2 separate regions of the Homo sapiens genome follow, and region 2 is linked to region 1. The links are chromatin loops, found by intact Hi-C in ENCODE. Cell type or tissue: CD14-positive monocyte. All regions are shown on one strand. Links, peaks and the distances in the headings refer to the core of each region. The heading gives the core; the rest is flanking DNA.

Region 1 (8,343 bases), core at 105-8,104:
GCCATATAAATGGAAAGAAAGGTCAGGTGCCAGGAAGGCCAGAAAGAGTCCAGGGCAAGAAAGAGAAGGGGGTTACACTGCCAGGGTTTGGATCCTGGCTTCAATACTTACAAGCTGTGTGATTTCAAGCAAGTTAGTTGAATTATCTGTACTTCATTTTTCTCATCTGTGAAATGGAGATGAGTCTGTCTGCCACTTCTTCTAACCACCATGACCTCCAGAGAACAGTGGCTGCGGCTATTCTTCTGTCTCTAAAACCTCAACACCTTTTGGTGAACTCTCACCAGGAACATTTAGATGAGGATAATACAGTTCCTGCTAAACCAAACTGATAACCAATCGTTAGGGGCTGAATTGTGCTCCTCATCTTCCCAAATTCGTATGTTGAAGTCCTAACCCCCAGTACCTCAGAATGTGACTATATTTGAAGATCTGCAAAGAGCTAATTAAGGTTGGATGAGGTTCACAGGGTGGGCCCTAATCCAATATGATTGGTATCCTTAAATGAAGAGTTGATTAGGGCACAGATAGGCAGCTCTGTCTCACAGTGCTATTGTGTGGATTAAACTTGTTAATATACATAACAAGTTTGTCCAGCCCGCAGCCTGTGGGCCACATGTGGCCCATGATGGCTCTGAATGTGGCCCAACACAAATTTATAAACTTTCTTAAAACATTATGATATTTTTTGTGATTTTTTTTTTTTTTTTAGCTCCTCAGTTATCATTGGTGTCAGTGTATTTTGTATGTGGCCCAAGACAATTCTTTTTCTTCCAGGGTGGCCCAGGGAAGCCAAAAGATTGGACATCCCTGATATATAAAGTGCTCAGAACATTGCCTAGCACATAGTAACACTGTATGAGTGTTAGCTATGTTATCAACATTTGCGATGATTAACATATTGATGATGGGTCAACAGGTGCAGCTAACCACCATGACACACGTTTACCTATGCAACAAATCTGCATGTCCTGCATATGTATCCTGGAACTTTAAATTTAATTTAATTTAAAAAAATATTGAAATGCTTTGCAATGTACAAAGCAATATGTAAATGTAAGGCGTCGTGCTGGATTGATCAGTGTATGTGTTTGCTAAGGCTGCCCTAACAAAGTACCACAGACTGAGTGGCTTAAACAACAGAAGTGTATTTCCTCATAGTTCCGGAGACTGGAAATCTGAGATCAAGGTGTCAGTATGGCTGATATCTTCTAGGATATCTCTCTCCTTGGCTTGTAGATGACCGTCTTTCAATGTCTCTTCACATGGTCTTTCCTCTGTGCCTGTCTCTGCCCTAACCAACTCTTCATTTAAGGATACCAATCATATTGGATTAGGGCCCACCCTGTGAACCTCATCCAACCTTAATTAGCTCTTTGCAGATCCTGTCTTCAAATATAGTCACATTCTGAGGTACTGGGGGTTAGGACTTCAACATATGAATTTGGGAAGATGAGGAGCACAATTCAGCCCCTAACGATTGGTTATCAGTTTGGTTTAGCAGGAACTGTATTACCTTCATCTAAATGTTCCTGGTGAGAGTTCACCAAAAGGTGTTGAGATTTTAGAGGCAGAAGAACAGCTGCAGCCACTGTTCTTTGGAGGTCATGGTGGTTAGTAGAAGTGGCAGATAGACTCAAAGATGTCAGGCAGATCCAGATTCTCCTGGCTCTTCTTTGCTCCCCAGCCCTTCTTCCAGATTCCTGACCCCATTGACCAGCAGTGGCCCTAAGCCAATCACCAGACATTAGGCTGAGAACTCACAGACGTTTCCTATACCCCTCACCATAGCACTTCAGTGGCTGGATGTGCCTGGCTCTTAGGATTGACCAGCAGCAGCTGCCCTTCACCTCCCACAGCTGCACAAAATCTAGCCAGGAGGTACATCTCTTATCCTATAACACTCAGAGTGACTCTGCTCCCATCATTGGACCTGGATTCTAGCTAGCTAGAATAATATTTAATAATAATGTTATTATTATTTTTTTAGACATGCTATCACTGAACCAGAAAGGAGTCTCTGCTTCACTGATAAGCATATATTTGAAGTTCTAATTATCTCAAGCAGGAGCTCATTCCAAAGTCCTCTGAATTTGTCCTCATGCTGCCATCTCTCCTGGCTCCAATATGTCCCACAAGCGGCTGCCAGATAAAATTTCTTGAATCACATTTATGTCATCTAGCAATGGTCAAGGGAAGTCCCAAGATGACAGCTGAGTAGCAGGCCTAGAGGGCAACACATTCAGACTAGAGCAAAACAACAAAGAAATGGAGGGTTCCCAGACAGTGGTGTCCAGGAAAAACAAAATGGAACAAATGCACCGAAAGTATGGGAAACATTAGAGGGTGGTTTACCATGCCATTGGGTCACCGCGGAAAAAAAAATAGTAATGAGGCATAGAAAATTATGCAATTTTTAAAGTCATTACAGTTGTCTTCCTTATCCATGGGGGATATGTTCTAAGACCCTCAGTAGATGCCTGAAACCACAAATAGTACAGAACCTGATTGCCATCAATCATAATACATTTCTGTTCATGTCTCGCACCCACAAACTTAATTCCTTTTCCATCTTAACTAAGCACTTATGCACTGTGGCCATAACTTTTGATGTTTCATGTGTGACAGCAAAACTAGCATGAGTTTCTTTTTCCTTCTTCACAATTTGATAGATAAAAGATTTGTTCTTACCTTAGATCTTAGCAACCTCAGCATATGATACATTTACTCTCCTTATTAAAACTTTCACATTTTTACTTGAAGGAAGCACTTCCTAGCTTGCTTTTCTTTGGCATATCTGTATTGCCAGCATTACAACTCTTTTTTTTTTTTTTTTTTTTAGATGGAGTCTTGCTTTGTTGCCCAGGCTGGAGTGCAGTGGCACAATTTCAGCTCATTGCACCCTCTGTCTCCTAGGTTTAAGCAATTCTCGTGCCTCAGCCTCCCAAGTAGCTGGAATTACAGGTGCATGCCACCATTCCCAGCTAGTTTTTGTGTTTTTAGTAGAGACGGGGTTTCACCATGGTGGCCAGGCTGGTCTCGAACTCCTGACCTCAGGTGATCCACCTGCCTCGGCCTCCCAAAGCAGCATCACAACTCTTGCACTTATGGCCATAGTCAAGTAAAATCAGATTTACCTGGATGCAAGCACTGGATACCATGACAGTGAATCTGATAGCTGAGCCGGCTACTAAGTGACTAATGGGCAGGGAATGTAGAAAGCATGGAGACGTTGGGCAAAGGAATGATTCACATCCAGCGCAGAACGGAGGGACATGGTTTGAGATTTCATCACACTACTCAGAAGGGCATGCAATTTAAAACACATGAGTTGTTATGCAACCATAAAAGAGAACAAGATCATGTTCTCTGCAGGAACATGGATGAAGCTGGAGGCCATTATCTTAGTAAACGAACACAGGAACAGAAAACCAAATACCACATGTTCTCACTTATAAGTGGGAGCTAAATGATAAGAACACATGGACACATGGGAAGAACAACAGACGCTAGGGCTTACCAGAGGTGGGAGGCTGGGAAGAGGGAGAGAATCGAGAAAAATAATAAATGGGTACTAGGCTATTGGTGACAAAACAGTCTATACAACGAACCCTCCTAACACAAGTTTACCTATATAGCAAACCTGTATATGTACCCCTGAACTTAAAATAAAAGTTAAATTTTTAAAAATGGCCAGAGGACATGAACAGACACTTCTCAAAAGAAGACATACAAGTGGCCAACAAACATATAAAAAATGCTCAACATCACTCATTGTCAGAGAAATGCAAATCAAAACCACAATGAGACACCATCTCACAACAGTAAGAATGACTGTTATTAAAAACTCAAAAACAACAGATGCTGGCAAGGCTGTGGAGAAAAAGGAATGCTCTTACACTGTAAGTGGGAATGCAAACTAATTCAGTGACTGTGGAAAGCAGTTTGGAGATTTCTCAATGAACTTAGAACTACCATTCCACCGGGCAATCCCACCACTGGGTGTATACCTAAAGGAAAATACTTTCTTCTATCAAAAAGACACATTCACCCACATGTTCATTGCAGCACTATTTACAATAGTGAAGACATGGAATCAACCTAGGTGCCCATTAACAGTGGATTGGATGAAGAAAATATGGTACATATACATCATGAAGTACTACACATCCATAAAAAGAATGAAATATGTCCTTTGCAACAACATGGATAGAACTGGAGTCCATTATCCTAAGTGAACTAACACAGGAACAAAAAAACAAATACTGCATTTTCTCACTTATAAGTGGGAGATAAACATTGAATACACATGGGAACAATAGACAGTGGAGACCACTAAGATGGTGGAGGGAGAGAAGGGGATGTCAGCTGAAGAACCACCTGTTGGGTATTATGCTTACTGCCTGGGTAATGGGATCACTGGGACCTCAAGCCTCAGTGTCATATATATGCCCATACAAGAAATCTGCACATGTACCCTTTAATCAATAATAACAGTTGAAATTATTTTTTAAATAAATAAAATGGTTGAGTTGTTTATTTCTGTAACTTTTCATTTAATACTTTCAGACCACATTGGACTGTGGATAACAGAAAGCAAAATCCCAGAGAGCAATGCCAAGACCAGCTAGGTCGGGAAGACCCTAACCCAGTGGCGCTAGAGGAATTAAAGACACACATAGAAATATGGAGGTGTGAAGTGGGAAATCGGGGGTCTCACAGCCTTCACAGCTGAGTGCCCCAAACAGAGATTTACCCAAGTATTTATTAACAGCAAACCAGTCATTAGCATTGTTTCTATAGATATTAAATTAACTAAAAGTATCCCTTTTAGTAAACGAAGGAATGGGCCAAATTAAAGGAATAGGTTGGGCTAGTTAACTGCAGCAGGAACGCACCCTTAAGGCATAAATCGCTCATGCTATTGTCTGTGGCTTAAGAATGCCTTTAAGCAGTTTTCCTCCCTGGGCAGGCCAGGTGTTCCTTGCCCTCATTCCCGTAAACTCACAACCTTCCAGCTTGGGCATTAGGGCCATTATGGACATATTACAGTGCTGCAGAGATTTTATTTATGGCCAGTCTTGGGGCCAGTTTATGGCCAGATTTTGGGGGGCTTGCTCCCAACAGAGCAAAATTGTGGATAATAGGGAACTACTGCATTAATTCCAGGACATACAGAAAATCGTACAGGAAAAAATATCATCAAATTACACTACTACACTCAAAGGTGAAGACTACTTGGCATAAGAGCATACAATGTCATGACTACTTACAGAATATTAAGTTGTGAAAAAGCACTGGAGAAAATGGGGAAGAGGCTGACCTAGCAGGGCAGAGGTCACAGAAGTGTGTTTCAGGCTGTAACAGGCAGCCTATGTGGACCACACCTTAAAGAAGGCAGACTGCAAATGGGTAGCTGAGAAGTGCAGCAGTAACTCGCAGGGCGTGTGGGACAAGGAAGATTTTGGGGAGATGCAGGAGAGAGGAAAGCTGAAAGCAGAAAAGCAGATAACCAAAGAGTATTTGAGAGGGCTAAGAGGATGGACTTAAAGCCCAAATGGAAGATCAGGGTTTCGATAGGAACAGGGATGTGTGTTTCATTACACCAGGTGGGAAAAAGATCCAGGCACAAGCAGGCTTGTGTGTCTGGGTTGAGAGGAGAATGATTTCCTTTCCTCTCATCTCCACCTCCACTTCCTTAGATGTGAAGTCTCAATGCACTTTCTTAGAGCTGCCTCTTCTCCCTACTAATTGGGAAGGTCATAGAGGAGTAGAGAAAGCTTAGGTTGATGATGGGGAGATCGTAAACCAAGGCAGAGATGAACCAACTCATTGGAGTCACACGGCTAATTAGTGACAAAGCTAGGACTAGAATCAAACTGGCTCCTAGCCTAGTACTCTTTCACTACCAAATTACCGTGTAATATTTAACAGATGGGAGTGATTAAGGTTTAGAGCCATTACAAAGACTAACACAAGCCGAGTTACATTAAATAAGGAATCAAGCAGAAATACAGCTGAGATATTTAAACTTCACTTCACAGGAAGGGGTAATTTTACCCACTGTGAGACCATGATTAGATCAGGGTGGGTTGAACTGAACTGTAAACTTTTTCAAGGCACTGCCTTTGCTGTTCTCTAATCCAGAGGGACTGGGAGAAGCCCTCGCTGTACTAGGTGGCACTCAGGGGATAGGATAGAGATAAATGTCAGCCAATAGTATTTACCAGTAAATTTACCCAAATTAACTGTTTAAATTACACAGATCCTCTGGCAATCTTTGCCCTACTCAATTCAGAAGCATGCGTTAAATACGCCGAAATGTACAAAGTACCTAAAAATAACAGGTATTGTTCCACCTCCGTGCATGTGGGGTCCCTGGCATTTGTAACTTCAATGAGAAGAGGTTTTTCTTCAAAATATACTTTCCATAAACTTCTCTGTCATGCCATTCATGTGGCTCTTGTTTCATTTGCAGCAAAAGTCTTTCATTGCTGTGTATTTGAATTTCCAGCGTATCTTGGACCTTGGTGTTTATTTTGATTGACATTTAGTTATCTGTCATGCAAGTATTATTTTTCCCTCAACATCACCGAGTGTGATATATGTGTGATATATGTTTCATTACAAATGCTGGCATTGGTCAGGTAGGTTGGTTTTGCTGTTACATAACTTTGAGGGTGAGGGGCAATTTGTTAATGCCCACATTGACAAGTTACCATCAGATTATGCTAATTTGCAGTACCCTTTGCAATTAAAATCCTTCTGGCTGAATATTTAGCATTTATAATTAATGTAATTTTTAAACACTCAACCAATGTTCACCTTTTCCACTAAGGCTGAACTCCAGTGCCCTGCCCTATAGCCCAGGACAGAATTCCTGGGCCAGGGGAAATCTGGAAGAACTCCACGGGATTCCAGATTGCCCAGGCATCAGAGGGAAAATACTCATCCTATCGAGAGGTATTCTATTAGATTACTACTCTTACTAAATTCTCATTACCTTACCTCAGACTAGATCAATATAATTATATGTCCAGGTCTCACTCTCACCTCACAGAAAGGCTCTGGAGCATCTAGGGACAAATAATACAGCAGATACCAGACAGAGTACCATTCCCCACCCACTTCACCAGGATGGCGTGTAACATAACTTCCAGTGGGGAAGTGATAAGCTTATAAATGCAGAAGCCTTCTCTGGTCAACCTATACCAAGAAAATGCCATCCGTATCTTTCCTTGTTATTCTGTGTCTCAACATCCTATGCATTGTCTTCATTTCACTCATCATGATCGTTTGAATTTCTGTTTTACTTGTTTATTATCTATCTTCTCCACTACAATGTAGTATTCCTAAGAGCAGAAGCCATGACCATCTTGTTTCCTGTGGAATCCCCAAGTGCCAGGAACAATGCCTGCTGCAAAGTAGGTACTAGATAAATATTAATTGGTTGGATGGAAGGTTAGATGGATGAATAGAAGTAATATGCTCCCTTCTCCCACAGTGAGAGTAAGATGGGGCCCAGTGAGCCCCCTGTTTAAAAGGAATCCCAGTTCTGGATAACTAGGTGGGTCTCAGGTGAGTGTAGCAGAAAATATGACAATTGCTAACTCTTTTGATCCAACTGACACTTAAACTTGAAAGAAAGGTAACAAAACCAGATGGAGAGTTGAGGGGAAACCTGACACTACAGGGAAGAAAGAAAACTTTGTTATAGAAAACTACCATTGTCATGTCTTGGAAACCTAAGTGAAACACAAAGGTGAATTAGACAAGAGATTAGGAGATATTTAACAAATACATATTGATTGACTAGTTAGCTGACAAAACAAACAAACAAACAAAAGGTAGACATACAAATTAGATTCTAACCTGTTAGGGTGGAGTCTTCTGTACTCTTGAGGAGGATCTACCCTTGGCGTGAAGCAGGGGAGAGTCCTCTTTAGGGTCCACTCCTCTGCCGCCTACTCCCGACACACACAGTCCTGTCCATATCCAGCAGGTTCATATTGACTTCCTGCTAATCCCGCCACCCAAAGGCTGCTTTCTCCATCAGTCTGCCCACATTGTAATGTATTCCAAGAATTTGGCTTTTCTTTACCCTATCAAAAATATTTGCCCTGGATTTTCTCCATTCAAAATTCTGATGATAAATAGTTAACTGAAAACCCCTCAAGAGTGGTCATTTCCATCAGGGAAAAAAAAAATCATAATTTTTTTCAACTTAAAAATAATAATTTATTGACCTCATCTCGCCTCTTGACACAGCTCCATCTGCTTCCCATTTCTCTGCTCCTCTTTACAATAAAACTCATTAAACTGTGGTCTACACTTGCCATTTTC
Region 2 (8,343 bases), core at 344-8,343, 180 kb after region 1:
GCTTGACCTAGACTCTGAACTAGCACACTGAAGTTAAAAAGATGGACTGTAGAGAGATATGGGCTGTGGGCCCAGGAACCCTTCCATACCCTCCTGCCTTGGTTGAAGACCCATTTCGTGCTGCCATCCAATGCCTAACTGCTAATTTCATTGGGAGATAGAATCACATGACTTGGATATATTCTTGATTAATTTAATGTGATTTAAAAATATCCTGTATTCCTGCCTGTCCATCAAGTTCTCCAAATTCTTGTCATTTCTAAATGGAGAATGGAGTAACTCAACAAAGTCAGAGAGGGCTTTTTTGTTTGGCTCTTTGCCAAAATGCCTATAGGTTAGAGGGTTACACAGAAAATCTACTTTACAGCAGTTGTACGTTAAGTAGCTGTGGATTGCTATTTGTCAAACATCAGAAACAATTTTATTTTGGGGAATAGAAAGAGAATTTCTCTGTATGTTAGCAGGGACAGAAAATATGCTTCTGATTAATGGGATTGCAGGCAGTCATTAGAAGGATTGAAAGACTGGAGAAAAATTCCTTAAAATTTTGAACTGTTGCATATGATATTATATAAGAGTAAGTTAGTTTACTTGTTCGTAGGATTCCTTTATACCCTTTGTTACAATAACTTATGCATGCACTAGCTTGGAGCCTATATCACAAAACTGCCTTGGTTATTTGAAAATATTACATTGTAGATAATGTTATCTACATATAAAAAGCCTTTGCTATGTGAATAATCATGTCAGAACTGGGTAAAAATAGTTTAGTGGGCAGGTATATGTAGCAAAAGAGAATAGAGGCATGATAGAGTGAATCTGAGGAAAAATCCTGTTGATTTGGATAGTTTAGGCTCCAGGTCGATCTCGGTAGGGGTGGTGGTTACACAGGTATTACCAAATACCTCAGGCTGCTGGGTCTTCTGCAGTACTGTGAAGAATTTGAGGATGAGAGAAAAGAGAACTTCCCAGTCCTCTAGATGTGACAGTCCTTGTGGCAGTGCCATATCCCCCTAAGGAGGAGCTGGGTTATTGGAAATTGTTCAGTGGAGGGGCCTGGGATAGTGGCAGGAGGCAGAGGTGCTAAGGATACAGGTGGCAGAAGCGAAGCTCATAGAGCAGAAATAGGCAGGATTCCAGAAGTGGGCAGCCTTCCAGAAGTGGTGTGCCCAGTATTCTTTTATTCACTAGTTTATGGACTTCTTTCGCAGGGACACATTTTAATGAAGTCTCTTTGGAAGAAAATTTGCATGGCTGAGATGCTGGGTTTTGGAGTTGATGGAACTGCCGAGTTAAAATAGCTTTTTTGTGTGTGCAGGTAGTGTGAAAGAGCCACATACACTATCAGTAAAGCCGCTGTCTGAGAGAGTTAAAGAGGCAGACAGACAGTTAAGGTTAATTGGAGTGATCAGCTTGTGCAGGCCACGAACCTGCATCATCCACACCAAAGCAAGTTGAGTTCAGGCAGTAGATGCTGGAGGTGTTAAAAATGGGACTTACAGAGCTAGACTGCCTGGATCTGAATTCTAGTTCCTCTTCGCAATTGCTAAGTATTATCGTGACAGAGATATTTTCTGTCCTATGTTAAGTGAGACTACTGATAGTACCTGTTTTTATATAGTTATCTACACACACACACACATACATATATGACTATATATATGACTATATATATATGACTGTATATAACTATATATAGTCAGCATCATCATATCATCTAATACTAATTGGGAGCTATATGTGTACAAACTCAATCATCATCATCATCATCATCATCATCATCATCATCATCATCATCACCCAATACTTAACCGGAGTTTTATGTGGATTAACCCATTCAGTCCTCAAGAATGACAGACGTCAAAATGGACATGGCAGTCAGGAGAAAGTGTACAATGTGCAAAAGAGTAGGGGTGGCTGCCTTCTCTGTCTAGCTAAGGGCTCTCTACATCTTATCACCATGCTGTCCAGTCCCCACCCCAATGACTTGACTGCTCTCCTTTTTTTTTTTTTTCCACAACATTGCCCTCAGACCACTTAATTGACACTGACTAATGGCTGGCCTTGAATTAACGTCTGCATCAATGGATGGATGCCCTGTTTGTATCCATCTTCCTGGCCTTACTTTGGGGTCTCAGAAGACAGAAATGGTGTGTTCTATTTACCATCCTAGAGTCATAGAAGATTTGTGGTTCTTTTTATCAGATGAGGACCCAGAGTTCTGCACAGGGTTCTTCTTACCCACAAAGTAAGGTTCTTCTTACAGGTGGCAAGGGAGAGAGAATTTGTAGAGACCTTTAGTTCTCTGTCACTTCAGACAGGGATTGCCTCTCTGGTGTCTAGCCTCTAAAAGTCATCATGTTCCTTAGGTTTCTATTTCCCTTTGCACAAATTTAGCCTCAGGCAGACTCAAGCACAGCTTTTAGGTTTGTAAAACCTTGACAAGTCCTGGAGCCTTTTCTTAATACAGAGCCCCCTGGCAAGGAACAGCTTCAGAGGTAAGCTGTGAGCAGGGGCTTGCTTGATGGTTCCTGGAGGATTGAAGATGGGGAAGAGTTTGTTCATTATACTTCCCATTCTATTAAGAATCCCACCAAACTGGCCCACTGGGTGGCTGGAATAAAGGAAGTGTTAGGAAGCAGCTGGCATAAAGATCTACCCAGCCTACTGGTTGAGGATTTTTTTTTCCCCCCTAAAAGACATACATTGCCAGGAAAAGCTAACAAAAATTTCAAGGCAGATTTGGAGGAATTAAATTATTCTTAGGCACATTGCCTGGTTTCTAAGCATTTAGGGATATGTAAATGTTCATGTTCTTTAGAGGTCTCTGTCTCTTTTGTACAGAGTACATTAGTACTAAAAATGAGATTTGCTAGTTCTACATTTTCATGTGAATTTATGCAGTGAATATTCAATTTGATTCTGGATCTTTCAAAAGGAAAGGCTTTCTTTAAACAAATAATATAGCTTATTTTTCTGATATGCTCTATTGGTTGCTTTGATTTTTTTCTCCGACAACTGAAATGCGAAGTAGAGTACTATCCCCAATTAATATTCTTGCTCCACAAAGACTTCCAGTGTTTGTTTTTGCTTCTTTTAATATGTAACTCTCCTAAGTGTGTTATTGTATTACAGCTAAGAGGCTTTACCCATGTAAAGTTGAATACTTTACACTTCTGAATGCCAACATAACAATTAATCTATGATTAGATTTTGCTTCTTAAGATGCCTCCACTGACGAGTGCCTGTAATATTAAACTTCTAAAGTGTTCCACTCTTTAAAACTTATAAAAGCTCTCTTTGATATAGCCCACTGAAATTGTGTGGCTATTGTTTTTATTGCTTTATTGTGCAGCCAGCTTAACTGAAACCTTTGGGTGGCTTTTACTCTTTATAATAAAGATAACATTGAGAAATGCCTGGAGTACAAAGTGTATATGTGTACATGCCGTTCTCAGCCATCTACTCTGACTTAGTAACTCTCTAATTCCCTTGCCTCCACTATGTTTAAGAACAAAAAAGAAAAACACTTACATTTCACATTTCCTCCATCAAGCTGTCTTTATAGAGTGGTCTGTAGCAACCATTGCTACTTCCTCTCTAATATTTTTTAACTCCTTAAGATGTTGTTGCTGTCCTCACTGCTGGACTGGAATCTGCGTGATGATTCCATCATGGGCGAAGCCCCAAATTATTTAGCCTTGACTCAGTCTCTCCTGTCTGGATGCCTTTGCAGGATTTAGTCTTAGGGATCACATTTTCCTACTTGAACTCTTCTTCCTTGTTTTTGGGATGTTGTCTCTAAACCTTGACTTTCCTTCCTCAGTTACATACATTGAACTTCACTATTTGGCCCTTGGATCATTTTTTTTTTTTTTTAACTTTTGATTTGTCCTTGTGAGCTCTTCCATTCCATTGAATTCAGCCTTGCCTAATTGTGGCCGATTGCCAAATCCCTAGCATGTTTCCTCTTCTGAATCACAGACCAGGGTTTCATCAGCCACTAGCACACTTGCACAGGGGTGCCCAGAATCACCGTCAGCCCATCAGGTCACCTGGCTTCTCTTTGCCTGATAGTGCTCCAAACTCTCATTAATGCAGGATCAGGCACCCTTTGCTCCTCTCGTTCTCGCCGCACATTTAAGCATTTGCCACATCCCACATGTTCTTTCTCTGCAGTGTTTATTTCACTCCTCCCCTTTCCACACCTGCTGCTGCCACCCTGGTTTGTGTCCTCACTACCTCTTGGCCAGACCTCTGCAACACACCTTTCTCGCACACTGTGGTTAGATTGATATTCCTGGAGTGCAGCTCTGATCCCGTTGCTCACTTTTCACCAAGCCCTTTCCGTGTTCCACACTGTGGGCTGAATTACTCACAAACTCAGCATGGGCATGCGTGATGTCCTACAGCCCCTACCTAAATCTCTAACCCCAATCCCACTGCTCCCTCTTTGGCTCCAGACGGATTGGACTGCCTGTTCTAGCTCTTCTCAGAATATGACATTTTCTTGGTCACTTCTGTAACTAGCGTCCGACCACACATGCCATTCTGTCTTCAGATTCCTGCAGTTAGTGTGCTTTCTCCCTCGTTTGAACCCTGCAGTGTTTAGTTTCTGCCTCTCTTATGACATGTACTAGTGTTGTGGCTCTGTGTACTCTGAGCCACATTATCAGCGATAATGTCACATTATCGCTAAGACATTGCCTCATGCCGACACTCCTCCCCTCTGCCCCCGCCCGGTGTTCTTAGAAGGCAGGGACTGCCTTACTAATCTCTGTTGTGTCAAGCAATAGCACACTGGCCTGTGTCTGTCTGCCAAATCGATTAAGTACTTGTTGAATGGAAGTAGAAATTCCAATTAACACAGATGGCAAAGTGTGCTGTTCATTCTTAAGTCTCGTTTTTTTCATTCCTAGGTGAAGCTCGTGTGTGGAGTGCCACGGTACAATCAGACGACAGATGGACAGTGTGACAAAAGTGTCAGAAAGGATTGGGCCTCGCTGTGAGAGTCAGCCTGGATTCAAAGTGTTGACAAGTTGCTGAAAAGGAAGCCAGTGAGAGGACTGTGGCACGCAGAGGAAGTGGAGCCCTGTCTTCGGTCACACCATTGATGGAGGACAGATGGACAGCCGTATGGCCAGTCACCTCTCCTCTTAAACCTTTGGAGAGTGGTCCTTTGTCCTCTGCTGGACACATAATAGGAATTCTAACACATTCTCTGAATTCACTTTTCATAAAAACGTAAAATCAGACTGCTCTGTACAACCAGGCTCAACTGTTGCATGGTAGCAGATTTGCAAACATGAGTGCTGAGGGGTACCAGTACAGAGCGCTGTATGATTATAAAAAGGAAAGAGAAGAAGATATTGACTTGCACTTGGGTGACATATTGACTGTGAATAAAGGGTCCTTAGTAGCTCTTGGATTCAGTGATGGACAGGAAGCCAGGCCTGAAGAAATTGGCTGGTTAAATGGCTATAATGAAACCACAGGGGAAAGGGGGGACTTTCCGGGAACTTACGTAGAATATATTGGAAGGAAAAAAATCTCGCCTCCCACACCAAAGCCCCGGCCACCTCGGCCTCTTCCTGTTGCACCAGGTTCTTCGAAAACTGAAGCAGATGTTGAACAACAAGGTCAGTATTGATAAGTGGTTGCTTAATGACTCCCTTTCTTTTTCTTTTTAAGGAAAAGTCTTAAGTTTGGGTTGAGTCGTTATGTTCTGGGCAGAAGTTACCTTGGCAACTGCACCTGAATTGATGTGTGGTGCATAAAAGCTTGGTCAATCATTACACAACTAGAAATTTGTGTTTGTGGGGTTGGAAGTTGTTATAAAAATAGGGACACAGTATCCGAGAACCTGTTTAGTGAGTGTCGTTGAACACTATTATTATAGTTGTCATTGAATTAAACATCTACTATATTTCTTATTTTTGTAATTGGCATTATAGGCGGAGTATTCCTAGTCTGAAAATATGAAATCTAAAATGCTGAAAAACCCAAAATTTTTTGACACCCAAAGGAAATTCTCATTAGAGCATTCCAGAATTCAGATTCAGTGGTCAAGGGGTATAATGCAAATATTCCAAAATCCAGAACAACATGAAATCTACAACACTTCTGGTTCCAAGCATTTCAGATAAGGAATACTCAACCTGTGTATATCTAATAATAATTTTGGGAAAGTGGAGGGTAAGTCTAATATAAGTATATTTAACATGATTTGTATGGAAAAATGTAGAGAGTAATAAAATGACCACAGAACTCGGCTGAGAAGAAACCATTGTTTTTATAACCTGGTATCTACCTCTTGGTTTCCTCTCCAGGATCGCTGTGGCCAAAGCTGAAACCCAATCCTATAGTTAGTATAAAAGTAAAGGGATTTCACTTCCTTTGTGGGTAGTGTCATTTGTAGCATTAATGCCTATAGTCTGGTTCGCCTTCATGAGGGGGAAGAAAAATTCACTGAATACTTTGCTTAAATGGAAACCACCTTCATTCAAAAACCACTTATTGCTTATTGGAGATGGTCCATACTTGCGCTTCAGGCACAGCTGTGTCTTTAAGGTTTATCTTCTGTTCGGTTTCACACAGAGACAAGCCTTATGCTCAGCTTTGCTGTTATCAGCTTTGTCAAATACCGGTTTCCTCACTAGTAAATCACACGCATTTTTCTTTTTTCTCTTGTGTAGTCTTCTTTCTTAGGGTCTAAGAAGGGAATGGGAAGGAATGGTTTAAGATGGGTGGGCCTAACTGCAGTAGTTATATATTGAGGAGACCTGACTGGCATCACAGGATATTTCTGGAAGAGATTCTGATACCACTAGTAAGCTATTATACCTTCTTTAATGTTGCCTTATTCTAACACAAGTGAATAAGACAATGAGAACAGAGAAACAGAATGCAAGGGTAAGAGCTGCCTTTCAGTATTGAGTAGTAATAGATTGGGAATATTGTGTTAAAATCAAGGAATTTATTAATGATACCTGAAGGGAAGCCCTTTTCTTTCCCATACCCAGCCCAAAGGGATACTTATTTCATAAATGTTATACTTTATAATGTTCAAATAATATCTTTTATTATATTGTTCAAAAGCCAAAGTTAATTTTTCTTTGCAGATCAATCAAAAAACCATGACTCTCCGCACATACATAAGTGATTTTATCAACCATTGCAGCACTTAGCAGATTGAAGATACATACGTAATCGTTTTTCTCCACCAAGTTATATATTTTCACCTTTTATTTTTTTTAAGTTAAAAACGCTTTCTTCAGTAGCCTAATTCCAAAGGAAAAGTGATTTAATTTTTCCGAGAATACAGAGCTTTACAGAATCATAAAAATAGTTGAATTAGAGAAGATTATTTAAAAGGTGGAATAAGGGCACCTTGTCAAGATTAGTTACAAAACAATTTTATAAAAGCAGTTTCTAAACAAAATTTGCATTTGATAATTGCTATCAGGTGCAAGTTTCTTTGGCTCTGGTGTACAGAAAAGCAAGTCTTTCCTTATAGGAAAAGTCATTTTCTCTTTTTATATCCTAAACTATTTTATAATGCTTGCTTTCTCATGTAATGTGATGACAATTGAGATTTTTAGCAGCTTTTTCATTTTTCTTTAATACATGGAAAGATGGAGTGAAATGAAAATTTTTAGCAGAATTCAAGAAAGAGACCCATGATAATGTGCATAAAAGTATTAGAGCCTGAATATAAATGAGAAATTAGTAATAACTGAAAGATTGAAAGGAGAGTGTTGGGGGGGGGTCATGTGGGGAGTATAATACTAAACATTCAATTTTCTAGAAGTGTTGGTCTTGTATTCTCATTTAAATATTCCTATGAAGCGAGAATTCAATAGCTCCTATGAGTTGCATGTTGAATTCATATGGAAAGTAGTTATAAGGACAAATTTTATATGTTAGAACCTGTGAGACTAGTTTCTTTTGCCTCCGTTTGTATTTCTTTGAAAAGCTTTTGCAGTGACAAATTGTGTGAAGGCAAGAAATGATAGTTCTGTTCTATTCTTACCATAATTGAATTCTTTAGTTCTTTTCTTTTTTTTTCCTTTTAACACCCTCCACCTCCACCTGACTTAGCCAGTTTTTCATGTTATGCTGTGTTTATTGCATTTAGAAGGTTATTCCTCACCAACCCCCACCCCAGGTCTAGGAACCACATGCAGTTTTGTTTTGTGGACTTGGCACACCTCGTTAATGGGCAGCAGGGTAGACAGAGGGTGCGAGGACAGCCTGCATGCCAATTGTGTGTCTGTGTCCTGCTGAGCCTTGCTGCCCTCTCTGTTTTTAAAAGGAAATTGTCCTTAGACTCTGGCCAAGAGT

What was found. A loop is a pair of places that touch in the nucleus more often than their neighbours do. Peaks named below come from ENCODE experiments on the same cell type or tissue, not always from the same donor. Only the 100,000 strongest peaks of a DNase experiment are listed, where the experiment ranks them.
Region 2: a loop joins it to region 1, with 1.9 times the contacts of the local background. A loop is called at or near these places in 11 of 110 quality-filtered maps.

What each region holds. Positions count from the first base shown.
Region 1 is chr5:68,043,363-68,051,705 of GRCh38, forward strand. No RefSeq gene overlaps it. Among named protein-coding and RNA genes, the nearest start is that of LINC02219, 140 kb to the right of the region's middle. In CD14-positive monocyte, for the core only: no CTCF peak of the experiment used is centred there; a DNase peak (open chromatin) is centred at 3,259; H3K27ac peaks cover 1,065 bases.
Region 2 is chr5:68,221,371-68,229,713 of GRCh38, forward strand. PIK3R1 (phosphoinositide-3-kinase regulatory subunit 1) reads left to right here. Exons shown (of 16, transcript NM_181523.3): 2 at 4,920-5,639. The coding sequence starts at 5,306. Among named protein-coding and RNA genes, the nearest start is that of PIK3R1, 9.8 kb to the left of the region's middle. In CD14-positive monocyte, for the core only: no CTCF peak of the experiment used is centred there; a DNase peak (open chromatin) is centred at 3,971; H3K4me3 peaks cover 500 bases; H3K27ac peaks cover 4,368 bases.